Linked DNA regions of Homo sapiens: region 2 is linked to region 1. A link is an interaction called in ENCODE POLR2A ChIA-PET data of the cell type or tissue named here. Cell type or tissue: PC-9. All regions are shown on one strand. Links, peaks and the distances in the headings refer to the core of each region. The heading gives the core; the rest is flanking DNA.

Region 1 (4,398 bases), core at 70-4,069:
CCCCATATGCCTTACTCATAATCCACAGAGGTCTCCTCCCCTAAATCATTGTTTAGAACCAAGGGGTTCAACTTGCCTTATCCCCCAGATCACTTGAGGTGAACACCCCACCCACAGATAGCTGCCCACGCCTTGGAGTCTTTATGGAAAAGAAAAGTCATGTCAATTATATTCCCCTAACAAGGAATTTACACTTAGGAAACAGAGAAACTCAACAAATTGGTGATGGGTGCTCAAATGAGAGGTCATGAAGTCAGGTTTGGGTAGCTATGATGGGACCATTGGGGTTTTGAGAAAACAGAAGTACAGATGGACCAGGTAAAGAAAAGCGGAAATCTAGATGAAATAGTTATGCAAAGAAATAGGCAGTCCATAAGAGAGAGGGAAATGAAGTGTGGCTGGTCTTCAAGATTCCTGGCTTTCTCCCTTCCTGGATCTTAATTGTTTTGCATTTCCTGAATCTCTCTGTGACCTTGCTATAGTCTTGCCATTTGACATCCCTTTTAACTTGAGTTAGTTTGAATAGGTTTGTGGCCCTTGCAATCCAAAAAAAAAAAAAAAAAAAAAAACCCAATTAGATTAAGAGACAAGGTGAGAATAAGGTAGTATTAAATTGTATGTTTCTATGCATTAAGAATTCCCAAGAGTTCAGAGAAGAGAGAGATCGGTCGATATCTTAATTTTTTGCTCTTCTATTCTGCTAAACTTGGAAGATAGGCTCAAATAAGCTCTGCCATTAGTTCTGCCCAGCCCATTTCAAACATCGAACACTGCATTTACCCATCCTTGCTCCTTGGCCAGGATTCCATCCTTCCCTCTGTTGTTCCCACTCTGATTTTGTATTCTAGACCAGTATCTCCTGTCTCTGCCCAGTCCCCAGTGTCCACCAGTTTTAGTGTACTGGAACTGAGATTTGCCTTTCTTCCTTCTTTGGAGCTTCCAAGACTGCCCCTACCATTGAAGCTGCTCATGTGGCCAGTTCCAGCTACTGGCTGAGGCCTCCTCCCTGACGCCTTTCTCCCTACACTCCCTCTTTATTATTGGCTATAGAAACCTCTCTTAGTCACACAGGCTATTTCCCAGGATCTTGCCCTTCCCTGTCCTTGTTCTTTTAATCATTATTATCTCAGGAATTTCACAGACAAGGTGGGATTTGGCTGGGCTTGGAAGGATAAGTGGATGTGGTTTGGCAGAGGGGCAGGAGAAAGGCAGTCCAGTTGTAATGGTTTATACCAACTTCATTCTCATTGGCTTTCAGACTATGGCCCTGTTTTTAGTAAGAGCATGATATCATTGTCGTAGGAATGAAGAGCCATCTGTTTACCATTTTACGCAGGGACAAATGTATACGTTTGTTAGCTGTGATATGAAAATTTTTAAAGTCAGTACTTGCACATGATGCCAAAGCTTAATTCCATGAAAGGCCCAAGAAATGTATGAGTCATGTTTCCTGTAATTGTGAGAAGTTGTGGGTTAAATGGAATAAGGAGCATCGGTAAGAATACTCTCAACCATTCCAGTTAAAAAAGGTAGCTACGCCTGTAATCCCAGCACTTTGGGAGGCTCAGCGGGCAGATCACAAGATCAGGAGATCGAGACCATCCTGGCTAACACAGTGAAACCCCGTCTCTACTAAAAACATGCAAAAAAATTAGCCAGGTGTGGTGGCAGACGCCTGTAGTCCCAGCTACTCGGGAGTCTGAGGCAGGAGAATGGCGTGAACCCGGGAGGCGGAGCTTGCAGTGAGCCGAGATCGCGCCACTGCACTCCAGCCTGGGTGACAGAGCGAGACTCTGTCTCAAAAAAAAAAAAAAAAAAAAAAAGGTAGCTATACTCAGTACTCAGCAGAAGACTGACTGATCGTAACATTACAACTACCACTTTAACTCCTCAGGTTAAAGAAAAAATATTTACCAATCTACTATATCATCTGAAAGGGAATATCTAGTAACCTCTCAGTTATACGGTATTGAGAATAAGTGAACTTTTTACATAATTGAAAGTTATTCCTTTAAGTGGTAAAATGTTTATTGGAAGTTGTATCAGATTTTCCTGCTTTTATCAAACAGAGAGTTTTAAACTAAATACTCCTAGGTGGTTCAAGTTCTCCCTAGACATTTTGTAACATCTGTTTGCCACAATTTCCACTGATGAGCAGGCCTAGGGTAGCTATGCTTTGAAGCATGTGACTCTCCTCCCAACTGATTGAATAAAAATGGGCACCTGTTTCAAAAGTAGCCAGTCTACAAGCTGGCCAATGATGATTGACCTACAGTCTGGCTTAAAAAGTTGAGTTGGACAAATAGGATGCTCAGTAATTTAAGCCAAATATGGAAAGAGGTAAAGATTTGCAAGCCGAGCCTAAATAAAACCTCTGTGACATAAAGTCAGGGCTGAAGAGTCCATGATGGACTATAAATAAGCAAAGCTGTGAGGAAGCAGTCACTGTGGTGAGGCAGATAAAGTCAATTGAGGGAAGACTAAGGAGCTGATATGCAGAGATCTCTGTTCCTAAAAGCCAAAAGAATCTAGCTAGAATGAGGGCCCTTCCTTCATTCCTTTAGCACCATGTGTAGGCGTTCAGCCATCCTGAAGTGTTCAGGGCAGGGCAGCTAACACTGAGCGTCTCCAGTTTGCTCTTCTTTTTGGGCTGGGGCTACTTGTCCTTGGTAGTCTTCCGGGTTCCCATAAGTCCCCTGTCTTCACTCTTGGGAAGTCTATATTTTCCCGAATCATCAACATTTCTAGGCTTTGCTCTGGCTCCTCTGTTTTGGCCAGTTGGTTGCCATTTTTCATCACTTTTTCAGTTCCTTCTGTCCTAGGTCTCCTGGGATTCTGGGTTTTGACATTATTGTGGACTGGCTTCTATAGCCTTCAGATGTCCTGCTCTCTTAGGTGTGTGCTGTTGTCTAGAAAAAGAACCAGTTGCCTCACGTCTTCTGTAATCTTCAAGGTTGGATCTTCCCAAAGTGAACCACTGCTCACTCCCAGAGGCCTTTGGGGGCTATTTCAAGTTTGCAGCTGTTTTGGAGAATAGGGGGTACCAGATGTCAGAGAAATACCAATTGGCTAATAATGTATTATGTTCTTTTCTTTTCTTTCCTTTTTTTTTTTTTTTTGGCAGCAAAGGCTTGCCTTTCAAGTCCCTTGCTTATTTTAAAATTAGTTTGCCTTCCATGAGCTTAAACTATTTGAGCTGTAGGGGGTAAATGAGCTGAGATGTTTGTTGTGCTAAATTTCAGGGAAAAGTCAACCCGAATTAAAATTCGACCTCAGGTAATGAACAAAATAAATATTGTTAGATAATTAAGAATTGATAATAGTGCTGATTCTACTATGATATAGAAAATACCTGAACACAATATTAACAAACAAAATAGAACAATTAAGAGGGAGAATTTTAAACTTTCTAAATGCCAGGTGAGCAAACATACTATTAGTAAATCTCTTACTGCCCATTTTCTTGAGAGATTGGAATACCTATGCTCTGTCTAGCTTCTGGATTCCTGTGGGCCTTTTATGTCTGATAATCTGGAGATGAAACTAAGGGTCACAGCTTGGCCTAATAGCATGAGAAAGTAAAGTGACCCAACATCTTTAAAACACCAATCATTTTCCCCTCCATATGCTTTTAGAAAGAAAACATGGGACAAATTGACTCCAAGCATAGCTTCCCACCTCCCTTTTCTCTGGCCCCAGTTTGGAAAAGAAGACAAACAGCTCTCCCTGCGATCCTGCATCTTCCTGTGGAGCACTATTACCCTGAGCTGTAAAAGACTTCTGGGTACCAAATAAAGAATTTAGACATGCATCCCTTCTGAGAGAGAGTCACAGGAAAGTAAAGGAAAGGAAGGTTTGGGAGGAAATATTAAAGATGTGGCACTGTTTCATTCAGGTGACAAAGTCATGGTGAGTTTCTTTGCCTCCATCCATCCATCCATCCAGCCAGCCAGCCAGCCAGCTATGTAGCTTAGAATGAGAATTCAGAAGTAATGTTTGCTGAGGAATGTGTACTAACATGTGTATTTGAAATGATTTAGAAAACATAATAGAAAGCCATGTCTATATGAAAGTAAGCCTGATTTGCTAATTAATTTGACAATGACAACGGCTTTGCCAATTATGTTATATGGTGGACCTTTTCTATAAATTGTATGAGCCAATGCAGTTTCATTGTTTTTTTAAAAATAAAATATTTAAACAATTTATAAGATGGTAGAAATTTCACTCTTTGCATTTATTTAAATGAATGATAAAGATGCCAGCTTAAAAATGTGGATGGGTGTAGAGTTTTAAAAAATTATTTTGCCCTGGAAATACTAGAACAAAAGAATTGAGTACCACTGCTGTAAAGAATGGTTAAGAGAGCTATGGTATTTTGCTTGGGGAAGATGAAGA
Region 2 (4,398 bases), core at 73-4,072, 240 kb before region 1:
ACCAGATATTAATATGCAAAAACTTTAACTTGGACCTTCACCTCACACTACTTTATTCATTCTGCAAGAGGCTGCACATCAGGACTTTACTTTTTTGGAAACCTGGCATTAAATCATTTAAAAGTTGCCAGATATTTTTTTTAATAAAGATGGAGTCATTGATTCATCTTTGGAGCAGGCTTTCTTTGTTTTGGGAGAATTACCAGAATAGGCCTTTTGAATTACACACATCTAGAGCAAGTACTCACTTGTTGCTTTTTGAGGAGATTGAAGTTTCTAGTAAGCTGACAAGTTTCGTTTAGAAGTATAAATTGGGTTTAGTGGCTTGTGTATATCCTTTCAAAATCAGAGGGGGAAAATATGTAGCCTTAGAATTGGATTTTGGCTGAATTGTCCTTGCAAAGTACTGTTTGTTTATTTATTTTGGAAGAGAGAGTCAGAGAGAGAGAGAGAGAGAGAGTTTTGTCTAAGTAATTGGTAACAGGAGATTGTCTCACTGGACCATGCCAAGAGTGTTGTGTAGATCTCAGCTCTTTATTATGGAGATAAAAATTGTGAAAGGGAATCAGGGGACTAGGATTGGTATAATACCACCTGGATTTGGAGCACTGGTGCCTTTCACATAGTGGTATTTAAGACAGAATAACTCAGACTTGTAAAATGTACTGCTGACCTTTATCATTGCCTGTCTGGCCATAGGAGCCAGACCGTACTCTGCATTAGTGGGTGCTCCCACTGTCAATTATTTAATTTAACTCATTTAATCTTCGCAACAGCCAAAAGAAGCAGGGCATGGATTTGAAGAGGAAAGATATCTCTCTGAATCTCTTCGTCTGTCTCTACATCTCTTTCTCCTCTCTGCACACACACACATACTCCCACCACAGCGGTTCTTAGGGCCAGTGTTTCAGTGTGTGGAGATGCCTGGCGATTTTCTGTTGGTGGGGTGAGCTGGCCATTGCCACATTGTGTTCCCAAAGTAACTCCTTCCAGTAGTTGTTGGAATCTATACTGCATTGAGAGTTTCACTCTGTCACCCAGGCTGGCGTGCAGTGGTGCGATTTCGGCTCACTGCAGTCTCCACCTCCCAGGTTCAAGCGATTCTTGTGCCTCAACCTTCCAAGTAGCTGGGACTACAGGTGTGCACTGACATGTCTAGCTGATTTTTGTATTTTTAGTAGAGACAGAGTTTTGCCATGTTGGCCAGGCTGGTCTTCAACTCCTGGCCTCATGTGATCCACCTGCCTTGGCCTCCCAAAATGCTGGGATTATAGGCATGAGCCACTGTGCCCAGCCTGCATTGTACTTCTTTCATACCCAAGTTTGCAGTACATTTTTGTTAATTGTTTTATTCATGTGTTACCTGTGCTTTAGATAATTAAGGGAGGGATCAGAGTCTATGCTTGGAGAATAACTCATAGGGCGAGTAGTATTCTAGAGAAGCTGGTTATCTGATGGCAGAAGTGACTTGCTGGACTCTAATAGCGGTGACAAATGTAGTACTGATTTAGTGGAACATTTAACAGATCCATGGGAAGGAAATCCTCCGGAAGAATAGTTTTTTTGTAGCCTATGGAATGCAAGTTCATAGTTTTTATAAGTTGGCTATTAAAGAAAAAGTGACCTTATTATGTAATCTCAAGTGGGTGTGGTCTGTGGACTGCTGGGGCCAATTCAGTTGTTCCTTCACTTACTCATTCATTCCACAAATATTTATTGGTAGTTCATTACATGCTGGGACTGGGCTAGGCATATAGATACAATGATGATTAACAGAGTCTCTGCCCTTTAGGAGAAAACTACAGGAAGTTAAATATTAACAAACCAAATTGTAACAAAATAAGAAGATAAGAGGAGAGCAATCAGAAATGAAAAAATAGAAGATGGACACACATAACTATACAAACATTTAAAATATCTATAATGTGAAAAACAATAAAAGGAGCTTAAAAAGAAAACAAGAGACTGAGAGAATTACTTGTACTAAATATGACAGATGAAGTAACGAAATTTTGAATATGTCAGTCTTTAGTCAAAACTAAAGCCTGGCCGGGCATGTTTACTTATGCCTGTAATCCCAGCACTTTGGGAGGCCAAGGCAGGAGGATCACTTGAGGCCAGGAGTTCGAGACCAGCCTGGCCAACATGGAAAGACCCTGTATTTACTAAAAATACAAAAAAAATTAGCCAGGTGTGGTGGTGAGTGCCTGTAGTCCCAGCTACTCAGGAGGCTGAGGCATGGATCGCTTGAACCCAGGAGGTGGAGGTTTCAGTGAGCTGAGATTGTGCCAATGCACTCCAGACTGGGCAGCAGAGCGAGACTCTGTCTCAAAACAAACAAATAAGAAAACAACAACAAAAAACAAAACAAAACAAAACAAAAACTAAAGCCTAACACCAAACCCCTAAAAACAAAAGGGCACTAACAGCATTCAAATAAGAGGAAATAGTCACTTAACTTACGAAACACCTTCAGTAGCAATTAAATAAATTCACTTTAAAAACAATAAGGTAATGAATTAGAAAATTCATAAAGTATAAAAATAAAAATTCATTCTGGGCAACAGAAACAAGTGGAAACTCGCAGTTACACACTTTCAACCATGGAGATTTCTAATTTATGATGGATTTATCAGGATGTAACCCCATAGTAAGTGTCAAGGAGCATCTCTAGGTACCACCTAGATGCTGAATCCTACATGCTGAATTAATGCCAGACACTTTTCTAAGTGCCTTTCATATGTTAACTGATTTAATCTTCATAGCAGCCATATGAACTGGGAATTTTATTATCTCCATTTTACACATGAGGAAACTGAGGGAAACAAAGATTAAACAAATTGCTTAAGATCACATGGTTGGTTAATGGCAGAGCTGGGATTTGAGGCTAGAGAGTATGGCTCCAGGGTGTGGCCTCACTATCATTGCAGCATGCTGCTTCAGTGGAGGAAAAGAGCTCTATATACAAAGATGATGCTTGTGGCATCATCATTTATGAGGTAAAAGGAAAAAATATGGGGGAAAACTACATGTTCCACAGTAGGAGAATGGTTAAATATATTATGGCATATTCATTCAATAGGTAATTGCTCAACAGAATTGTTCAGAACTTTTCTTTCCTTTTCCCAGGGTGCAATGAATGGTATGGGTCACAGACTTCATAAAAGTATTACTTGTCCTTTTGCAGTCCTATGTCCCCACATATTTGAGCAATTCATGAGAATAAGGAGGCCCTGTCCCAAATGGACACTTCATCATTTTCTCCCACAGCGGTCCGTGTCTCCATATATTATGTCATTAGATGTACTGAGAGTTGCTGGAGTATGAACTCTTTAGGAGTATAAATAACCACCTTCCCTGGATACTTAAGCCACACTTAATGAACTCATACATTTCTTTGACCTCACAGGTCCATCCTTGTTACCTTATCCAAGTAAAGCTGTTTCTTATCATAAATATATTAACACAATTATCAACCTTTTTTTATCATAAAGGGCTGTGAAGCGCTAAGATTTTTTGTGTTGTAAATGTTTTCAAAATATTAAAAATAATTTTTATTTATGCAGAAACAAATTGAAACAAGGAAAGAAAGGCATATTATGTATTTTAGCATAAAGTCTTTTCATACTTAAAAAAATTAGTTACAAAAGTGGTATATCACATTTATTAGTTGTATACCATGTGCCAGGAACTATGCTAAGCTCTTTACGTAATTTATTGCTTTTAATCCTCTCAATAGCCATATAAAGTAGATATTATTTATTATCATCATTTTACAGATGAGAACACAGAAGCTTAGAGAAGTTTAGTCGCTTGCCCTAGGTCACACAGCTCATAAGTGGAGGAGCCAGGAACTGTCTGAATCCAGAGATCAAGCTGTTAATCATACTGATACTATCTTTTTCTTCCTCTTCTTTTCCAAAAATAAACTTGGAGTTACTGTCTCTAATGCTTAGTTCTATGATGAAGTTCTATGTCTGTGGTCACAAATAACATTTTAACCAGTTACCTTGGAAATGAAGACGATTTAATAAATTACCACTAGAAGTGGCTTACCATATTGAATACGAAGTTCTTTGAGGAGAACCCTGCCATAATCATCAAATAAAGAAGAAAAACAAGTAAGGGAACATAAAAGCAGAATACAGAATATTCTGTTAACAAAGTTACATATATGGTTTACAAATATGTTTTCTAAAAGGAATATTGTATACAATAAGTGATAGTCTTAATAGGGAATGAAGTTTTGAAATTGCCTAAATATGTATTGATTTCAACTATAACTCTTTCAGAAGAATCTCTTCCTTCTTCTACTGGTTCATCCATACAAAGTACAACCTACCCACAGGAATCTCACTCATACCAAACATTTTCCATCTGACTGGAAGGCTGACACCT

The links. ChIA-PET counts read pairs that join two places held together with the same protein. Peaks named below come from ENCODE experiments on the same cell type or tissue, not always from the same donor. Only the 100,000 strongest peaks of a DNase experiment are listed, where the experiment ranks them.
Region 2: POLR2A ChIA-PET joins it to region 1 with 5 read pairs; 3 of 35 experiments call an interaction of 5 or more read pairs at or near these places.

What each region holds. Positions count from the first base shown.
Region 1 is chr5:72,549,140-72,553,537 of GRCh38, reverse strand. No RefSeq gene overlaps it. Among named protein-coding and RNA genes, the nearest start is that of ZNF366, 44 kb to the right of the region's middle. In PC-9, for the core only: no CTCF peak of the experiment used is centred there; no DNase peak of the experiment used is centred there.
Region 2 is chr5:72,786,349-72,790,746 of GRCh38, reverse strand. The region is part of intron 2 of TNPO1-DT (TNPO1 divergent transcript); the gene reads left to right. Among named protein-coding and RNA genes, the nearest start is that of TNPO1-DT, 28 kb to the left of the region's middle. In PC-9, for the core only: no CTCF peak of the experiment used is centred there; a DNase peak (open chromatin) is centred at 1,716.